2 separate regions of the Homo sapiens genome follow, and region 1 is linked to region 2. Evidence: chromatin loops called from intact Hi-C (ENCODE). Cell type or tissue: MCF 10A. All regions are shown on one strand. Links, peaks and the distances in the headings refer to the core of each region. The heading gives the core; the rest is flanking DNA. Region 1 overlaps INSC (INSC spindle orientation adaptor protein). Region 2 holds the start of CALCB (calcitonin related polypeptide beta).

The links. A loop is a pair of places that touch in the nucleus more often than their neighbours do. Peaks named below come from ENCODE experiments on the same cell type or tissue, not always from the same donor. Only the 100,000 strongest peaks of a DNase experiment are listed, where the experiment ranks them.
Region 1: it touches region 2 in a loop (8-fold over the local background); 2 of 110 quality-filtered maps call a loop at or near these places.

What each region holds. Positions count from the first base shown.
Region 1 is chr11:15,202,460-15,212,726 of GRCh38, reverse strand. The region is part of intron 7 of INSC (INSC spindle orientation adaptor protein); the gene reads right to left. Among named protein-coding and RNA genes, the nearest start is that of INSC, 93 kb to the right of the region's middle. RefSeq lists a silencer at 3,917-3,966. In MCF 10A, for the core only: a CTCF peak has its summit at 3,905 (motif pointing right); a DNase peak (open chromatin) is centred at 3,936.
Region 2 is chr11:15,069,789-15,080,055 of GRCh38, reverse strand. It overlaps CALCB (calcitonin related polypeptide beta), which reads right to left and starts at 6,463. Exons shown (of 5, transcript NM_000728.4): 1 at 6,393-6,463; 2 at 5,252-5,346; 3 at 4,858-4,995; 4 at 2,586-2,770; 5 at 1,419-1,973. The coding sequence starts at 5,337. The coding sequence ends at 2,611. RefSeq lists a silencer at 4,968-5,017 and an enhancer at 5,060-5,561. In MCF 10A, for the core only: a CTCF peak has its summit at 4,940 (motif pointing right); DNase peaks (open chromatin) are centred at 4,955 and 5,235.

The DNA.
Region 1 (10,267 bases), core at 1,678-6,677, 130 kb before region 2:
AAACAGTAAGTAAATATAGCAAGCAAGATTACTGGATACAATATCAAACTTGTATTTTTTATGTATTACCAACAACAGAAAATAAAAATTAAAAAACACCATTTACATTTGCATGAAATCATAACTAGGAATAAATCTAAAAAAGATGTGCAAGATGCCAGCACTAAAAACTCAAAATATTGCTGAGAGAAATTAAAGACAGTTTGTATGATGTAGAGAGATGTACTCTGTTCATTGATTAGAATATTACACATTGTTTAAGATGTCAATTTCTGGCGGGGCCCAGTGGCTCACGGCAGGGCCCAGTGGCTCACGCCTGTAATTCCAGCACTTTGGGAGGCTGAGGTGGGCGGATCACCTGAGGTCAGGGAGGCTGAGGTGGGCGGATCACCTGAGGTCAGGAGTTCAAGATCAGCCTGGCTAACACGGTGAAACCTGTCTCTACTAAAAATACAAAATTAGCTGGGCGCGGTGGCACACACCTGTAATCCTAGCTACTCAGGAGGCTGAGGCAGGAGAATCGCTTGAACCCGGGAGGCGGAGGTTGCAGTGAGCTAGAATCGTGCCACTGCACTCCAGCCTGGGCGACAGAGTGAGACTCCATCTCCAAAAAAAAAACTATGTCAATTTCCAAAAATTTAAATTTTTAAAAACCCCAATCATTTCAGCAGGTATTTTTGTGGACATTGACAAGCTGATTCTAAAATGTATATAAAACTGTAAAGAAATTAAGAATTACCAAGATAATCTTAAAGAAGAACAAAGTTGGTTAATTTATGTTACCAAATAGAAAAATGTATTAGACTATAGGGGCCCCGTGCTCTATTGGCACAAGATGAACAAAAAGGCTAATGGAACAGAAAAAAAAAATCCAGAAACAGACTCATGCATGTATCACTATTTAAAAAAAAAAGAAAAAGGTATCACTTCAATTCAGTGCTGAAAGTACAGTCTTTTCAATAAACAGTGCTGGCTCAATTGGGTATCCATATGGGAAAAAAATTGACCTTGAACACCATTTTAAAATTAGGTTGAAATATATCATAAGCCAAAATTTTAAAGGCAAAACAATAAAGCTCCTAGAAGAAAATTAGGAGAATATTTTCATAATTTTGGAAAAATCAATGATTTCTTAAATGGACGCAAGCAGCACCGACTACAAAAGAAAAGGTCAATAAATTGAATTTTAACAAAATTAAGCATTTCTATTTATCAAAAGACACCATTAAGAGAATAAAAAAACCTACCACAGGCTGATAATATGTATCTTAAGAGAATTTATATGTAGAACGTGTTTTTCAAAGTTTATACATCAATAAGAAAAGACAAACAACCCAGTGTTTTAAAAATGGGCAAAAGACTCAGCCCTACATTTCACAAAAGATGATAACCAAATGGCCAGTAAGGATGTGAACAAGTGTTCAAAACCATTACTCATCAGGAAAATAAAAATTGAAACCATAATAAGAGAGGACGGTACACTCAAGTTGGTCACAAGCAGAGCACTGTATGTCCAGCTATTACAAATCTCCAAATAACTTGGTTTGTATTTTTGAAGTAGCCCAAAGAGAGAACGAAACACTCCTTTGGAAATTGATTGTCCATTAGCTGGGCTTGTGTCTTTCCAGCTCTTCTCCCTTTCTCTTCCTCCAGTAAGTCTCTTCCCCTTTTCTTATCCTCCTTCCTTCTCCCTGTCTCTCTTTATCTCTGTGGGTGACCAGAGGACCCACCACTTGCCGGCAGCAGGTTGTGGGTGATGGTTCTAGTTCTGGGCTTTGAGGGCTGGCCTACTGTCCATGCTGCACTGTCAGTGCCAGACTGTTCCCAGAAGTGGATCCTGCCTACCAAATTCTACCCTAAACCTTCACAGTGTATCATCCTTTCAATCCTCCCTCCACCCCACCAGCCCAAGCAACCTCCTTTACCCTGCTCCCCTCCAAACTAGCACTTGCCCCACTCCAGAAGCACTCAGGGGTGGCTGAGAGTGCCACCTCTGTACCTTGTCCCATGTCCTAGGCAATCTTTGCTTCCCTGTGAGCACGGCCTCCCTTCTCCCCAGCAACAGCACTGTGTTTTCATCAGACTTCTCATTTATTTTCTGCTCTCACCAGATTCTTTGGGACCAGCTAGGAGATACACAACAACTTTACCCTGCTAAGCCTGCTGCATCCCACTCCACCACACACACACACACACACACACACACACACACACACACACAAACTCTCAAATGCAGAGCTCCATCTAAGAATTCACAGGCACCCAGCTCTCTTCTAACAACTCCTGGAAGAACACCACCCACTCAACACAACCCAAACCCACAGAACAGGCATGTCTGTAGCCCACAGAACAGGCTAGAATTCCTAGCCCTGCCAGCTAAACATCTAACTTTTGTTCATCACATTACATCTCACAAAATTACTTCATATGCCACAGGATACCAGCAGAACTAGGAATCCCATCAAATGAGAAAATTGAGGCTCATAGGGATTAGAAAACTTCCCTGTGGTCACTTAGCAAATCAGTGGCAAATGAAGAACTTGTCCCAGGATCTCTTCACTAACATCAAGCCTGCTGAACTTTACCCAGGAAACATAGCCAGCCTCAAAGGGCTTCTACTCATCTGACTTATCTCAGGCTGACTTGCAGAGCTCATCTTGGCCCACCAACCTCCCTAAGTCTCTTTGAGACCTAAGAACTTGGGCTTAGGGCCATTAGAATTAGGAGACGGGCAAAGCCGGTGCAAATTGCCAGGGCTAAGTGGTGCAAACAGGGGCTCAGGGCAAATTCCATTCTGTCCTTATTGAGGGACCCTATGATGTTTATACTCCCCCAACTCCCACCCCTCATCAGGGTCTGAAACTGATCACAGCATCCTGCCATGCTGTTTCAAGTGAAGTCAGACATTCTGCATTCTGGTCTCAGCCCTGTGGTTGATCTCGGGAATGTGGGTGTGCACATCATTTCACCTCTCTGGGCCTCTATTTTCTCATCTGCAATGAGGAAGAACGAACCAGAAATCTTCAATTGGTATTTATTTGGTTTCATAGCAAACATTATTCACCTGTGTGTGCAAACCACTTCCCTGATGGACTAAAGAAGTGGGTGAGATAGTGTCTCTTGGTGGGGAAGCCAAGGCAGAGGTTTGAGGTCAGGCAGTGTGGGATACGCTTCCAGAGCAGTACCACATACTGTGTGAGCACCAAGGAGGGAGGATCACAGTCGGGAAGGAGGTCCAGAGGAGGCCTTAGAGCGAGATGTCAACAGTGGAGGTGAAACTCTCATTGGGACACCCAGCACAGGCAGAGGCTCCAAGGCAAGGAGGCCCCAAAGACCTTTGGTGGAGAAATTTGGTGGGAAGGGGAAAATAACTCACATCTATGGAGCATTGACTTGTATCATCTTCACAACCTGCAAGGCAGGGATTGACACTTCACTTTCACCTGTGATGAAATGGGGCTCAGAGGGGTGCAAGGTCACACACACAGTGAATAAGTGGTAGAGCTGGGCACCAAACCCAGGCTTGTTTACCAAAGGGGCAATGTGCTGGAGGCAGCTTGCTCAGAGGGCACCTTCAGTGCCAGGCTGAGGGGTTTGGATTTTGTCCAGTGGGAACTAGGAGGCCTAGGAAGATTTCCACTCCAAGAACACACAGGACAGACTCTCTGGGGAAATCTGGAAGTTAGATACATGTTGGAATGAAAGATTTGCCTACATCATCGGAGGCTGGCTCAGTAGGAAAAAGCCCTCACTGCCCTGAATTTGTAAACCTCCCCTACTCCCCCACTCACTCCGCCCCACACACTGGCCCTGACTGTTGGTCCTGGAGCCCAGAGACCACCAGCCTCAACAGCCCCAGGAGAAGCCTACCCCAGGCAGCCTGATGGAGCGGCCACTGGTGTTCTTATCCACCAGGGGTCGCTGTTGCACAGCACATGGGGTCCCACCGAGCCTCTGCGGATGGAGCCTGCTCCTGCAAACCCACTGCTGCACTTAGGCACCTGGACTGCCTGGCAGCCCCATCCCTTCTCCAAACTCAGGTTGGACCTGGCGGGAAAGGCGCAGTCCCCGAGCCTTCCTTCAGTCTGGAAAGTACTGGCCCATAATCTCAGCCTAGGTCTTTGTTAGAAGGGGAGAGGGCAGGTGGGGCAGTGTGGCTAATTTAGTTCCTGCCTCTTTGCATCCTGGCCTCCTTAAGTGCCCCCACCCCAGCCATCAAGACAGACAGACAGGAGCCTTGGTATGTCGAAAGTGAACAAGCCACAGTCCCTCTGAGAAGGCTCAATCATGGGCCCTGCCCCCTTGCAAGGCTGGGAAGAGTGACAATGACAGTGCCAGCCTCAGTTCCTTTCTGCCTGTCAGCCAGAGTCACAGCACAGCTAACCTGGGACCCTGGGCCTCTCTGCAAAGCCTTAGCCCATTCCCATGGGAGTTGAAGGCTAGTGTTTGGGGGTGTGAGGAGTGGAGGAAGCTGATAATCCTAGATGGGTTGAGTGCCAAAGAGAGGTGAAGAGGCATCTGCGACCTTCATTCAGAGGCATTCTCTCTCCCTCTCTCTAAAAGCTATTCCTAGGTAAGAAGGGATTGCAAGACAAATTAAGCAAAGATTTTTTTGCCTTGCATTCACAGCCCCTCTGTCTCTATCCAGCCTGGCTTATATATTAGAACCAACTCTAGCAAGAAAGTAGTAGCTTTGCTTTGGGATCTGCACACTATGACACCATTCACCTAATGGGACCAGGGGGCACACTTAGGATTAGGAGCAAAAACGCAGGGTTCTCAGTCCAGCCTCTGTCCCTCCCAGTATCTCTATCCTTTCCAGCCTCAACTTGCTCTTCTGTAAATAAGATGGAGGTGACCATCTCTCCCTGCCTTCCTTACAAAATGACCGTGAAAAGCAAATGGGCATAATGGTGAGAAAAACTGATTAAAGTGAGGTTTTTTTGCTTGTTTGAATTTTTTATTTATTTTTTGCAAAAATTAACTATTTATGACCATCTGCAATTATACAGGGAGCAGACAGTGGAGACAGACCCCTGTAAAACAGCAGCTGGGGCCACAGAGCCTCCCCACCATTCCCGCTTGCAGCCCACTCCCTCCTGCCCAGGGCCTCTGGGATTTCAAGAGCTCAATATAGGCCTCCCTGTCTTCATCTCTCTTCCAGCCCAGCACCTCAGCTGTCAGGGCCTATTGATTCCAAGAAGCTGCCCCAGGAAATGAGGGTGGGGCGTGAAGGAGCTGCATGGAGACAGGCAGCAGTTTTCCAGCTCTTGCCCTTGGTGATTTTCTTCTTGGACTTGAAATTGAGCCGTCCTCCCCGCTCTCCCCTCATCTTTAATTTCTGTATTGATTTTCATTAAACTACCCCCTTGGCTCCAGCACAGAGTGAACTAACTCGTTATTTGAAAAAATAAAATAAAAGGGAGGAGTGAGAATAAAAGGATGCTTTTTGAAAGTGAGGCCGTCTCTGGTCTTTCAGTTCTGGAAAAGACAATGACCAGAACTGTCCTGAAGGTTGTCTGAGCCTTGGGCTTTGAGTGCCCCCCACTCCTTTTGGCCACAGACCTGTAGCTTCCTATCCCTAACATCTCCAGCCCCTCATCTGGACCATAGTCCGCAGTCCAGCTCTAGTCTCCAGCCCCCTCCAACCCCATCCTGGCCTGGCCCCATCCAACCACAATCAATCCCTGAACCAGCAGTGCCCTGACCTTCCCCTTCACCACTCAGAGTACCTGGCACCCTGCCATGGTCATTGCAAAATCCCCAATAACCAGGTCCTTTGGGGGCAATGTGAAGTTTTCCCCAGACCAGCCTGGAAAAGTAGAGACAAATGGGCATGGGAGGAGGAAAAGGAAACAGACACAGGCAGAGTGCTTTCTCCACGCAGGCACCATTGCTGCAAGACCCACCCATATTGCTTCATTGCATCACCATAGCAGCCCTATAAAGAAGGTGGGAGTCCCATTTTACAGAAGATGAAGCTGGGATTCAGACAGGAGAAGTGACTTGCTCCCTCACCTCTCTTCATTCTTCCCCAAACCCTGCAGTCCTCCCCCTTGGTAATGCCAGTTCACCTTGCCAGCTCCAGTCCTCCAGGAAGGCCACCCTCAGCAGTCCACCCTGACCAGGCTGGGTTCATCTGCTCTCGCTGGACTGTGTGGCTCTGGGGCCCTTACTCCCTCCTTGGCCCTCATTTTCTCCCTCTAGTCTTCTCCCAAGTGAGGTCCAGAGAACACTGCCTTCTCCTTGGGGCTCCCCCAATTCACTGAACACAAAGACCCTGGAAGACTTGGAGACTTGGAGCCCCATTGGGTGGCTCCCTGCTGGGGTGGCTCCCTGCTGTGGTGTCCCCTCTGCCCCTGCCCTTGTTAAGACTGCTTTCCTCTGGTCTGCCTGGGAGCTCCTCCCTGGCCCTTCTGGGCCCAGCTTCATTGCCTCTTTGGTGCTGCCTACACCGGCAACCCCACCAGAGGTGGGGCCTCCTGCTTATAGCCTCTGATGGCCATGGGACAGCCCTTACCACTGTCTGTCCTGCTGGGCCTCTCCCCCTTCAGCCATCCTGGGAAGCAGGGAGCCTGTCTCTTCTCCAGAACCCAGCATAGGGGTAGGGAATGAGGAGTGATGTCAGATGAAGACACAGGGAAGGAAGGACAGATGTCCTGAAGCTTAGGATGCAGGGAGGCTGCAGCCCAGATGAACCAGACCTCCACGTGACAGCTCTGAAAAGAAAGAATGAGGCCTCAAAACGCCTGTCAGACACTTGTGGAGAGGCCTTTGCTGTGTGTTGGCATCTTGCCTCCATCCCTGCTTGTTGGGTGTCTGTGTCCGTCCCTTGCCCAGGCCAACACAGAGAACCTGGCTCCCAGTCCTCTGCAGTCCCTGCCTCAGAAGGACCAGCTATCCCCAGGTAGCAGAGGAAAGAGCAGGAGTTTAGAACCAGCCAGACTTAGGTTTGCATCCAAGCTCTACATTCATGACTGAGGAAACACTGTCTCGGAGTCTCAGTTTCCTCGTCTGTTAAAGGGAAAGACTGTGAGGACTCATCCCCCCTGGACCACCCAACTTCTCCATGTGTGCACTTCACTGCAACTTTGACCAGGCCAGCCCCTCTCCCACATGCCAGCCCTCCCTTCCCCACCAGACCCTAACCTTCCATTCATTTTCAAAGTCCAAGTGATTAGCATTATACCTGCCACAATCACAGTAGCCACCATTTATTCGCTGTCTACTCTGTGCCAAGCATCATATTACTATACATGAGGTAGATTTTATAGGCTCATTTTACTGATCAAGGAACTGTGCTAAGCAAATCCCCCAGGATAACATATCCAAGCTCACAGTGAGAAAAATCTGTTCAAACCCAGGATTGCCTGATTCTCCAAGTTCTCAGTCTCTCCACTGTAATAGGCTGCTTCAGTGATAAAAGAAGGAATTCATAGAGTGAATTAGTGGTGGACTTCGTGAGAGAACAAATGAGTGAGTAAGTTTACTTATTTTTTATTTTATTTTACTTTTAAGAAACAGGGTCTAGCTATGTTGCCTAGGCGAGCCTGGAACCCCTGGCTTCATGCATTGCTCCTGCCTCACCCTCTTAAAGCACTGGAATTTGAGTGAGTTTAAAAGTAAGTGAATGACTGACTGGCAAACAGAAGGAATGAAGAAGCAGAGACGAAGTGACTTCCCGTGAGTGAATGAATGAGACCATGACTGAATCTATGACCACAAAAGTCCCCCAAACCCAGCAAGGCTCAGGCATGACACAGCAGCAATTGGGATGGATGCAGTGACCTGTCTAGACCCACAACTCCGCTGGGGGCTGTGCAGGATTTAATGAACCTCTTCACGGTTGAAGGAAAGGAGGGGGAAGCTGCACAACAGAGACGAATTTCACCAAATCCAGCACGTTTCCCACTGCCAATTAATTAAGCGAACCTCAGTGAGAAGGCCAGGCCAGTAAATCAGGCGGAGAAGGCTGGAACTTTGATGTGATCTAATTTGGCCACGAACCATGCCCGGTGAGTGGGTGGCTGGCAAGAGCCCCAGGGAACCACACTTCCCCACTCCACCTTCACTCACCTGTCACTCTGTGGTTTCTACAATCCGGCCTGTGCCTGGTCTTCACCATCTTCCATCCTCAACACTGACAATGGCCAACCTCACCAGAGCCTCTGTGGGCAGTGCTGAGCAGCCCAGCTCACAGAGGGTGGCAGGCATGGACAGAACCCAGGGAGGGGGTGTGGGTGGAGGGTGGGAGAGATTAAGGACCTCATGGGTGTCTCTAGAACTTCTCCCAACTTTGGAAGCAATATGATATGGAGGAAAGGAGCATGGAAACTGGCCTCACAATATCAGATTTTGAGTCCTGGGTCTGCACAATTGTTAACAGCCCAGGCTGGCTCTGGCCCAGCAGAGCTGGAATTACATTACTGCCTGGGCTACTTTTTAGCTATGCGCCCTTGAGCAAGTGGCTTCGCGTCTCTGAGTCTCCCTTTCTTCTGTAAGCAGTGGAGATATAACAGGATGGCAAGGAATAAATGACTTGATGAAAGGAGGGGCTTAGCAAAGTGCTTGCCCAAAGCAAGTATTCGATATATGTTAGTTATTGTTCCTCTCACCGTGGTCATGACATCTTCCTTACCTGCTAGAACCGGGCTCGGCAAGAATTTTCTATAGATGGCCAGAGAGTAAATATTTTTGGCTTTGAAGGCTATATGGTCTCTGTTGCAACTATTCAGTTCTGCTATTTTGGTATGAAAGCACATAGAGAACACCCAAACAAACAAGTGTAGCTGTGTTCTAATAAAACTATGGCTGAACTTCGAATTTCACAGAAGCTTTCATGGGACACAGAATTTTATTCTTCTTCTGTTTTTTTTTCTGACCATTTAAAAATGAAAAAAAAAAATCATTCTTAGCTCATGGGCCATACAAGGCAGACAGCAGGCTGAATTTAGCCCATGGACCATAACTTGCTACCTTCTAGACTAGAATGTAATCTCCATGAAGACAAGAGGTTTTGTCTGTTTTGTTCACTGTTATACTCCCAGCACCTAAAACAGTGCCTAGCAAATAGCAGATAGTAAATATTTGCTGAATGAATGAATTACATAATGTATGATTTCATGCAAGAAGTCATTTCACCTCTCTGGACGTCAGTATTTTCATCCATACTATGGGGATACTTTCAAACTTGAAGCAAGCATCAAATGAAATTAGAATCCATGTGGAGTCACTTTGCAAGCTCTACAACTGCTACACAATGTAGTTGTTATTTCTGATCACTCAGGGGCTCTTACCAGGGTAAGTCTTATTCCTCTTCAGTGCCTGGCACAGAGGAAATATTTCATGAGTGTCTGTGTATTATAAGCAATCTGGCCTGGAGAGGAGAAATGTCCAGGTAAGCTACTATCCCCTATGCCAGCTGGGGATGTGAGGGGTTAGCACAGTGGCCAGGAATAGCAAGGTGGTCTGGGATTAAGCTGCAGGGACCTTTTCAGTGCTCTCAGAGTAATCATTAAACCAGCAAGGTCGTGACACAGGGGTGCTGTACTATGGCAGATGTGGGTCCAAATTCTGGCTCTAACACTTACTATGTTATTTAGGCAAGTCACTTAAACTGTCTGAGATTCCATTTCCTTATCTTTAAGATGGAGATACTAATAGTGCTCACCTCACAAGGTTCTGGTGCATTAATGAAAGGACATATGTAGTGGACTATCTCAGCACCTGGCACAAAATAAACCCCCAGACTACGAGCATCTCTTTCTCCTTTTGCTCAACTGGGCAGGGTCTGAATCTCAGGCTAGGGCCTGGGCCGTCTATACTGCGAAAGACACATTAAAGCACTCTGGCATTTGAGCAGCATCAGATAGGTGAAAGGAAAAATGCCTCCAGCCATCCCAGCTGCACAGGTTTTCAACTCTAAACAAACAAACGAAAAGCCCTGTTGTTTTTCTTCCCTGAATTGAAAACTTCCTTCTGCACTGCAAGCTCACTAAAGCCATACAATCGGCTTTTGGAGGGCTGGTGATCCCAAGCTCCTTCTATCTTCTCCTCCCATTTTCCCTGCCAACCAGACAGGAAAGGTGAGAAACAAACCCCATTTGGTCGTTTGTACACTATCCAAGGAAGGACAAGTTTTATAGGAGAAGGGAGGGAATTATTCAGAACGTGAAGTTGAGGATGCTCAATGCATTTCCTTTATCAAGTCCACTGTCTGTCTCTCCCTCTCTCTCTCACCATCCTCTCCACTCCTCTATTTTGCCAT
Region 2 (10,267 bases), core at 2,465-7,464:
CAAGAGGCATCTGGAATAAAAAGAAACAGGTTCCTTCCAATTTCGACTTCTATTTCTGCTGGCATCACCCACAGAGATGCTCTACCCTGTCAGTGAGGTTGTTTCCAGTTTTAACTTTTGTTTTGTTTTTCCCTACTTCTAGAATAGCCTCAGAGATACAAGAGATACCCCCTCAGAGATACCAGCATCTGCCAGCTTCCCATCTTTGTGGTCTGAGAATCCTCCTGCAGGCTCTAGATCCTACTTACCTCCCTTCTTCTCTTTATTCCCATAGCCCCGAGGATGGTGGCCTCTTCCTATGGTTTCTATCTCTGAACTACCCTTTTCTTTCGCTTTGTCACTACACTAATACTGATTTAGCCAACTCCTTTTTAAAATTATTTCTGTTAAAATTACTCAGGTAGTTCCTGTTTTCCTGACTAGAGATTGACTAATAAAAAGCCAGTGTTTCCTATGCCCTACAAAGTACTACACGATCTGTCTTCGCCTTCATCTACTCTCTGGCCTCATCCCCTATTTCTTTTCCCAATCACTCACTCTAGATCCGATTGCTGATTCACAGGACTTAACTGTTAAACCTCACCACAGGGATGCAGAATGTAGAACTCTTTATTGGATAAATAACTTAGTCTCTCCAACAAATAAACAGCAAGGGGGAAAATAGATGAGGGAGGAACCTCTAATTTGTAAGAGCCTTAAATTAAAACTTATTATTAACCAGCAGCAATGTGAAGATTCAATTTGAGCCCTGGTTTCACATATATATAAATATATGTAAATTCTCCATCTTATCATTTATATTACATGATACATAGAGAATTTGAACCATGGCTGATGTGTAATATTAAAGAATTTTAAAATTATTGTAAATTTATTTTAGTTGTTAAATGAAATTGTGATTATATTTTAAAAGCCCTTCCCATTTGGAAATACGTGATGAAATATTTACTTATGGATATATTGACATGATAATACACTGGAGGAAGGGATATAGATGATATACAGACATAACAACAGTGGCAACTGATCATTTTTGAGGCCAAGAAATGGGTACAAAAAATTCATTATATTCTGTAAAGACTAGGTTGTTTTTATGTTTAAAATTTGTTATGCATCTCCAAAATCTGAGGGTCTACCTTATCAGGCAGCTAGGCCAAAGAATGGCTCACAAGTCTCTGAAAAACATCAGGAGCCACTGTAGAAAGGCCTATAGTGCAGTGATTTCCACTGTAAGCCCTGGAACCCAATACCTGGGTCTACCTCTATCTATCTGTGTGTGACCTTGGACTTCTCCCTGCCTCTGTTTCCTCAGAGGTGAAGGGACATGAATAATAGCATCTACTTCATGGTTTTGTCATGAAGATTAAATGAATTCACAGGTGTAAAGCACTGTTTTAAAATAATATCTGGCCCATACATAGTAAGCACTCAAAAATATTTATTATTATCATCATCATCATCATTATTATTACATAAGAAAACAAGTTGTAATGCATCACCAAGGTTTTGAAACAAATGTACCCAAAATATGCTTTTAATCTTGATGAAGTTCACAAATGGCACAATATTGACATTTTCTTAAACAAATTATACAATCATGTTCTTAGATAACAAGGCACAGCATCACCATTACCATGTGTCCTCGGAGACCACAACAGGCAGTGATTTCACGTCCCCCTAAGGTTTGGTGGAGCTGCATGATCAACAGGATGGCTCCGAAAGAACCAGTTTGCTACCAGATAAGTCAATGAGAGATGCCATCACTTTTACTGGACATAGAATTAAATATAAAAATGATGCACAGCAAATATGGAATTAGCTTATTTTGCATTCAGTTTCATTCCTTTCAAGTGACAAAGGTGCCCTTTTTTCAGTATCTTAGGATGCAAACATGTGTATCTTCCACGGGGCATTCTCACCAAGTTCTTACCAACAGAAATTAATAGAAATGGTGAGTTCAGTTTCATGATAACCTGAGATTAGGGGAAAAAAAGAAGAGGAGGGAGAAGAAGGGGAGGACAAAGGAGAGAAAAAGGAAGAAGATGAAAAGGAGAAGGAAGAGAAAAAAAGAAGTAGAAGACAAGTCATGAATAATCACAATTATTACTGAAAAAATACTAATTTACAGAAGTGTTTCTTTAAACAGCATTTATGAATTATGGTTATGAGAGGTAAGCAGGCTTGTAAGGCAAATGAAGACTAAAATAATTCAACTGCATCTATTAATCTTGGTAGTAGGTTATGATTACAGCTTATCCACCTGAATCTGTAGTCAAGGGTTGAGCCCTTTCTGAAACCAGCCTAATGAATGAAGACTGGCCCTGGTTAAGGTTTGCAGACCTCTCCCTTTCTGAATCCAGCAAGCTTTTTATTTTCTTTCCATTTCCCTTATCAGAAAAATGACACTACATCTCTGATGTCATTCTGACATCATGCTAGGTTCTAGAAAGAACTCACTGCCTCAGGAGGAACAATGTAACTGGACAGAAGGAACCTAAAGAACCTACCAGAGCAGAGGTTTTCAAAATGTAGGTTTTAACTCCAAGTCCCTTCCCCCTCTTATCCCATAGCATTAGGGTAGTTACCTTCTTCCTGGAGTCATTCATCTGCTCAGGCTTGAAGGTCCCTGCGGCGCCTGCCAAAGGCTTTGGAACCCACATTGGTGGGCACGAAGTTGCTCTTCACCATGCCCCCTGATCTGCTCAGCAAGCCTGCCAGCCGATGAGTCACACAGGTGGCAGTGTTGCAGGCTCTCTTCTGGGCAGCGGAGCTGATTTGCAAGATAGAGAAAGAAGAGAAGACCTGTGAGTGAAAAGCTGGGGGAGGAGCCTTCATGAAGAGAACTGCAACACTTCGACACACCACCTAACAGTAAGTGTTTCTCGAAAATGCAATTATCAAAGCTGTTAGGGGAAATGGCCTGGCAGTCTTCACCAGGAGCTCTGCCCAAAGACCATCATGAAAAGAAAGAAGAAAAAACAATTCCAAGCCACGGGGCACAGGCTGAAACCCTGCACTTACCATTCAAGGAGGAAGTGGGCAACGAGGCCCAGACCCACCCCAAGATACACGAGGAGTATACAGAGACCATACCCCAGCCACAAGCACCAACACTACCCATTACCACAGGAAAATGAAATTCCCTAAAGTCTTCAGAAGAAGCTCAGAGAACAGGGTTTGCAGCATCCTCTCCCAGAAGTACTTACCAGCTCCTTCACACACTGTTCTTGCTGCTTGAGCTGGGTCATAGTGATGACCCACCAAGCCCCATACCCAGCTACCCTGAAGCTAAGGCTACTTCTGAGCATAGGCACTGGACACCCTCAAGTCTGGATGTGGACCAGAGCAATGAGCACCGCAGCTCAGTTCCTTTTAGAAAAATAGATTGATTCATCTAATGCCAAGGCATTAAGGACGTGCTTATTTTATCGTAGTACATTTAGAAGCAGAAATTGGATGCCTCTGTCATAACACCCTCTACAGTCTCAAGAAGCTTCCCTTATTTTCTTTTATCTCTAATGTGTTCAGTAAGTCCTGCTGTCTTCCCTTCCATCCTGAGGTCTTCAAAACATTCTCTGTCATAAGCAAAAATACCAATACCAGCATGAAGACAAATCAGAGAGGAATCCACATGCATCAGGTTCATAAAGTGGAGCAAGAAGGGGAATCAGGAGAGTTGAGAGAAGTTCAGCTGCCATCTGGGGGACCCTGGAGTCGGGTAGTGGTCCCTCTGCAAGCTGTTGACTATGTCCCTATTCTTGCCAGGAATTTCAGGCCCGAAGTTGATGCCAGGGAACATATGAAAGTTTTTCAGGTACTGCAAGTATGTGCCCTGCAAGCAGGTACTCAGATTACTATACGCTACTTAAATCTAGGACTGCTCAAGCTGCAAGGGAAGGACATGCCAGACAGTACCATGCACTAGGGACTGTCCCCATGGGCAGTCACTCAGAAGGTTGGACCAGGCAGGGGACATGTCGAGTGGGAGCAGGTGGGGCAGGCAGGAGGGCAGCTCACACACACTCCATTAGGAGAGGTGAGAGGGTCAGTGGGCCAGGGCAGTGTAGAGAAGGGCTGAATGAGGAAGGATGATCTTTTCTGGTATTCCCATGATGTTCAGCCCTTCATGCTCAACAGAGAGGTTCTCGGGGTGAATGTAGGTGTGACACATGCCTCTGCCCAGCAGTGCTGGGAGCAGGCCAGGGGTTGGTCTCTGCTCAGGCTCAACATGCACAAGGATGTGGGTCTGGGAAACGGTGCTCTCCCTGGCCTCATGACAACATGCACATCTCCACAGAGCTTGCACATCTAAAGGCTCAAACCTACCTCAGACACTGCTCTGTCCCCACCCCCTGCAAGGGCTTCATCTTCACCTTGCAAATGTGAAATGAAGGCTTCTTGCAGGTATGAAAGAATGGCATGCACATGTGAAATTTCTAAAACTTTCTGAGATATTGGGTCTATTCCTGACTTCACCCTTACCAGTCTTAACTCATCCAATGCTAGGAGATCTCCCAGTACTGCAAGAGCAATTTCCACAGTGAACGATTCCACACCTCCCCATTTCATTTTCTATCAGTTTTCACAAATTGAGTTTTTTCTATGTCTAGAAAAAGCTTCTACATCTATGTTCTAACAGCTTTCAGAAACGGAGCTTTTTATTGTGTCTAACCACACACAGTCCCTCCAGGTGCACTGGGACCTCTGTCTCCCTTGGAACTTGAGAAAGGGAGCCTGCTGGACAAATCAGCTTGCTGGACCCCTTGCCAGTGTGTTCTCTCCTGCCTCTTGGGATCCACCTTCCTGTGTATGCTGCGGGGAGAGGAGTCCCTGTGCTGGGCGCTTGGGGAACCTCACCTGGAGCCCTGTGTCTCCTGCTCCTGCTTCAGCTCACTGGCCTTCATCTGCACATAGTCCTGCACCAGTGCAGCCAGCAGGAGGCGCGCGTCCTCTTTACTGAGTGTGGCCGGGTCTGGGCTGCTCTCCAGGGCAGACCTGTGGAAGGGAAGCAAACTCCTTGCAGGCTGTGAGCCCCTGACTGACCCTCCCCAGGATAGGCAGCCAGGCTTCCTGGTCTCTGCTTCTTCCCCTGGGGATGTGGCCACCGCGACTCCCAGGGGACGGGCATGAGGCCAGGGTCCACCTGTGGGCACTGATTCACCAGGAGCCACGCGTGACTTCAGAGGCACAGAGCTGTCTGGTCCTAGGGGCAGTGGGAGCAGAAGGCGCCTCTGGCTCCAGGCTGTCTCACCTGAATGGCGCCGCCTGGAGGCTGCCCGCCTGGTACAGGACCAAGATACTGAGAGCCAGGAAGGGGGAGAACTTCCGGAAACCCATGCCGCCTCTCTGTAAAGGAAGGATGACGTTACTACTGCACCAGCACAGATCTAGGTTCCAGTCCTGCCTCTGCCACAACTGCCATGTGACCTTAGGCACGTTACTTCAGCTGCCTGAGCCTCTGTTCCCTTCATTTGCAGGAAGGGCTGCTGTGAATCTCAAGAGACACATTGCAGTGAGTGAATGGCTTGATAGAGCGGAAAAAGGTGTCCTAGGGGAAGGGTGGAGAGAAAGGATGAATTTTGGTTCTGTTTTGTTGAAGGCCAGGGAGAAGCCACACGCGCCCGTGCACACAAACAGACACTTCTGCCCTGATTTATGCCTAAACCAGGCGTGGACGCACCTTGCTGTAGACCTGCTCTCCCCTTCTCGCCTTCTCCTCTGCTGGGCTTCGCGCCAACGCATGCGAGGGGAAGGTGGGAAGGGTGGATTGGAAAGGAGCGCTCATTTCTCAGTCTTGGAACTGGGAAAAATTTTTAACGTGCCAGTTACGGGTGTCTCAGGACTCGCCCGCAAAGCCAGCCCTCTGCCGGAGCGCGTTTTAGCAGCAGATGCTGAGCAGCAGCTCCGCGAGGTGAGCGCCCAGGGTTCTAGTCCGCTAACAACACTGCCTTAGATCCGGACCGGAATCCCGGGAAGGCTCACCAGGGAGGCGCCTCAGAGGAAAGCTCAGGGTTCCGACCTCCCGGGAACGAAACATGCTCCCGAAGGACAAAGACGGCGCAGGGCGCTCCCGGACCCAACTCTGCAGAATCCTGCGCTCAGCCAGGCCCCAACGCCAGGGCTGCAGACCCGCCTACCTCCGCTCGCTGCGCTTCCAGCGCCCACGCTGAGCCATGGGGATGCTTGGGCTCCTCTCGCACTGGTAGGAGAAACTGCCAGGACAACCCTAACCGCTCGCCTTCTACGGGGCCTGGAAGAGAGCTAGGACCACCGCTGTAAGGTAGGACCAGATGGCGGCGGAGAGGCAGACAGGCAGATGGAGCAAACTGGATGAACTAGTCGAAGAAGCAGGTTATTCGAGTGAGCGGAATGGGGAATGGGAAGTTCCTCACCTGGCGACTAGAGTTTCAGGGCAGCGCGAGCGGCCGGTCGACCCGGGATGAACACCACACCTGCTGTGGGCGCCTTCCCCGCGGAGACCCCGCTCTTATTACAGAGATAGCTGGAGGGGGGGGGTCCCCACCAGCCCGCGCGGCCAATCCAAAGTGGCCAGGACTAGCCAATCAAAGGACCGACCGAGCTCCGATTGCGTCATAGCTCGCACTGCCGGCACTGGTACTCTGGAGCGGGGGCAGTCCGCCCCGCTGTCATTTTTTTCATTGAGGTCATTGCTTGGGAAGCTGGAGAGCCTGGGAGAGGACAGAGATTTTTCAACTAAGAGTCGGGGCAAGTCGAGGAGAGTTTGGCGTCACCTACAGTGAGGGGCCAGAGCTGCTCTCACCTCCTTGGCTCCTAAATTCCTGCCTCGCACTCCCTCCTGTCACGCCAGTGAGGGACCCGAATCCAGCCACCCGAACCCCCAGCGAGGTTGAGCAGTAGTAGTCCTGGGTTCTAAAGGGACCACAGCTGAAAGAGCCCACGGCAGGGAAGGAGGGGGGGGGAGGGAAAAGGGGAGGGAGGGGTCCTCAAAATTTGATCTTTTTGGACCACCTGGGGTGCTTCCCTGGATATCCTCCGACCCCTCGAGCCCTGGCAACCTGGGCACCCAAAGAAGGCTGTTTTGGTGCCAGTCTGGCAGCCAGCCCTTCTCCACCTCACTCCTCTGGGACGGGCAGGAGCCGAAGAGAGGTTGGGGAGAGGGCTAAACTGACATAGCCTGCATACAAGGCTCAGCATCCACCTCCTCCCTCTTCCCCTATATCCCCAAATCCTCGACCGCGGGTCCAGCATCCCCCACGCCAAGCCAGGACCCTCCACTGCTGCGCCGAAGTTGGCTTACACAGCTGCCCTGCAACTCTGCCACCTGTTTGCCAAGCTGCCTGGCGGAGATGGTCTATGCCCGGGTCTCTATCTCTCTCGTTCCACACCCCTACCCCACTTCGCTGAAGCGCCTGAGAGCTGAGCGCGCTGGGGTCCAGCTGCCACCCACGGAGGGGAGCAGGTGCTGCAGCGCGAGAGTCAGCCTGAGAATTTTCACACAAGTTCCACTCGCGACTACAGACCAGCCAGTGCGCGCATCATCACTCACATGGCAGGACCCCCACCACACGCTCTGCCTTCTGCATTCACAGACAGTCCATCAGACAGCCAGCACTCACTGGAACAGATGCGCCCTCACCAGCTGCTCCGAAAAGGGAGCGTGCGCAGGAACCCAAACTAACCACACCCATACCCGAAAGCAACCCCGTGTGTTTCTGTTTCCAAAAACAGGCGTGTTTTATGCAATTGGGGGTACATACTGTCCCCTAAACATGCACACCGACACATGCACGTCCACGCACACAAACTCGGCCTATCCATCTTTTCTGAAGGAAAGCCGGGTTCTGGGAGTCGGCACTGCCAGCTCTTCTTGCTCCCGGGTTCCAGGAGAAGATCCCAGCTTTGGCAGAATAGGCTAGGAAGGAGCTGGGGGTAGGGGCGATGGCAAGAAAGAAAGGGGCGCCTCTCACCACAGCCCCCAGCCCCGGGCCTCCGGTTCGCTCTCTGACGCTTGGCAGCAGCGACCCTAAATAAGTCCGCCGGCGCCCACTGCACTCCTGGAGAGCATTCGGGAAAACTTGCTGGAGGCTGCCGGGCAGGAAGCAAAGCCAGAGGCTGGCGGAACCCCTGCAGGTGATGCTCACTGTTTCTGCGGGTCAGAAAAAAGTTCAGGGGATATCTGTCTAGGCCCTCTGGGTCCTTTTCTTGTGGCAGGACCCAGCTGGTGGGACTAGGGCGGGTTGGCCTCCAGCACCCGTGCAATGGAAACTCCAGGTAACACCCACGAAGAATCGGGACCGCTGACTCGGGTGACTGCCGCCCGGCCTGCAACTCAGATGCGCAGCGTGCACTGAGGCAGGGTGACCTGCAGTCGCCCCCTCCCCTGGGAAGGCAGTCAGAACTGTTCTAGAAGTAGCTCCGGCCTGTGGCGGACTCGAAGTAAGGCAGGAGGACTTCCAGGACCTTTGTAGTACCACACCAGGAACTGCAGCTCTCTAAGGAGTATTTCTATGTATGCGAAGGTTCTCTACGTCTAGACTGTTGGATGCGCTTTTGTGTTTTTGGTTCTGCTTTGTTTTTTAATTTTTAATTTGTGTAAGTTCATACTAGGTGTATACATTTATGGGGTTCATGAGATGTTTTGATACAAGCATACAATGTAATAATCACATCATGGAGAATAGGGTATTTGTCCCCTCAAGCATGTATCCTTTGTGTTACAAACAATCCAATTACACTGTTTTAGTTATTTTTAAATGTACAATTAAGTTATTATTGACTATAGTCACCCTGTTGTGCTAGCAAATGGTAGGTCTTATTCATTCAATTTTTTTTGTACCCTTTAACCATTCCCATCTCCACCATCACCACCCATTACCCTTCTCAGCCTCTGATAACCATCTCTACTCTCTAGGTCCATGAGTTCAACTGTTTAGATTTTTAGATGGTGGGCTCGCTTTTGGAAACAATGAGGGACACCAAGGCGGCCTTCACTTGGGAGCCCTTTTTCCAAAAACCCTGCAATTCTAGGGGAGACTTCTGTGTCCCTCTCCCTGATTCCAGCCCAGATAAATGGCTGCCTAGTGGACAGGCAAAGTTTGGAGGTGCTACCTGCATGAGGGTTGTGCCCTCTGCCCCACTTCTTCCTCGGCCACTACCACCCTCTCTGAGGTCTGGCAGAACTGGTAGCCCAGTAGTTCTGGGAAGCACCACTCTTCGCAGGGCCCTTGGGCCAGCCTGGCAGGAGAGGAAAGGAAGCTGAGTAGGAAAGAAAATCTGGAAGACCCCAGAACTTGGAGTGGCGGGCTCCCCAGCCTGTCTATGTTATCAGTGGTGCACAAGGCCCAGGAAGCAAGCTGGGAGCTCAAGAGGAGTCATAATTGGTGTTTGGCCTCCCAAGAAGCCCAGAAATATTATCTGAAGGGAAATTTGAACCTTTGGAACTGGCACTCAAAAGCTGGCACTATCTCCAAAGGCCAGGTCTGTGTCACTAGGACTTTTCTGAAGTATTTGGACAGATGGCCATACTGCTATTGTTGTGGGAAGTCAGGGACCCTGAACGGAGGGACCAGCTGAAGCCATGGCAAAAGAACATAAATTCTGAAGATTTCATGGACATTTATTAGTTCCCCCAATTAATACTTTTATAATTTCTTACGCCTGTCTTTACTGCAATCTCTGAACATAAATTTTGAAGATTTCATGGACATTTATCACTTCCCCAATCAATACTCTTGTGATTTCCTATGCCTGTCTTTACTTTAATTTCTTCATCCTGTCATCTTCGTAAGCTGAGGATGTATGTCACCTCAGGACCCTGTGATGATTGCATTAACTGCACAAATTGTTCGTAGGCATGTGTGTTTAAACAATATGAAATCTGGGCACCTTGAAAAAAGAACAGGATAACAGCGATGTTCAGGGAACAAGGGAGATAACCATTAGGTTTGGCTGCCTGAGAGCCAGGTGGAACAGAGCCATATTTCTCTTCTTTCAAAAGCAAATAGGAGAAATACTGCTGAATTTCTTTTCTCAGCAAGGAACAGCCCTGAGGAAGAGAATGCATTCCCAGGGGTAGGTCTCTAAAATGGCCACTCTGGGAACGTCTGTCTTTTATGGTTGAAGATAAGGGATGAAATAAGCCTCGGTCTCCCGTAGCGTTCCCAGGCCTATTAGGACAAGGAAATTCCCACCTCGCAAATTTTTAGTTAGACCGATTGTCTGCTTTCAAACCCTGTCTCCTGATAAGATGTTATCAATGACAATGCGTGCCCAAAACTTCATTAGC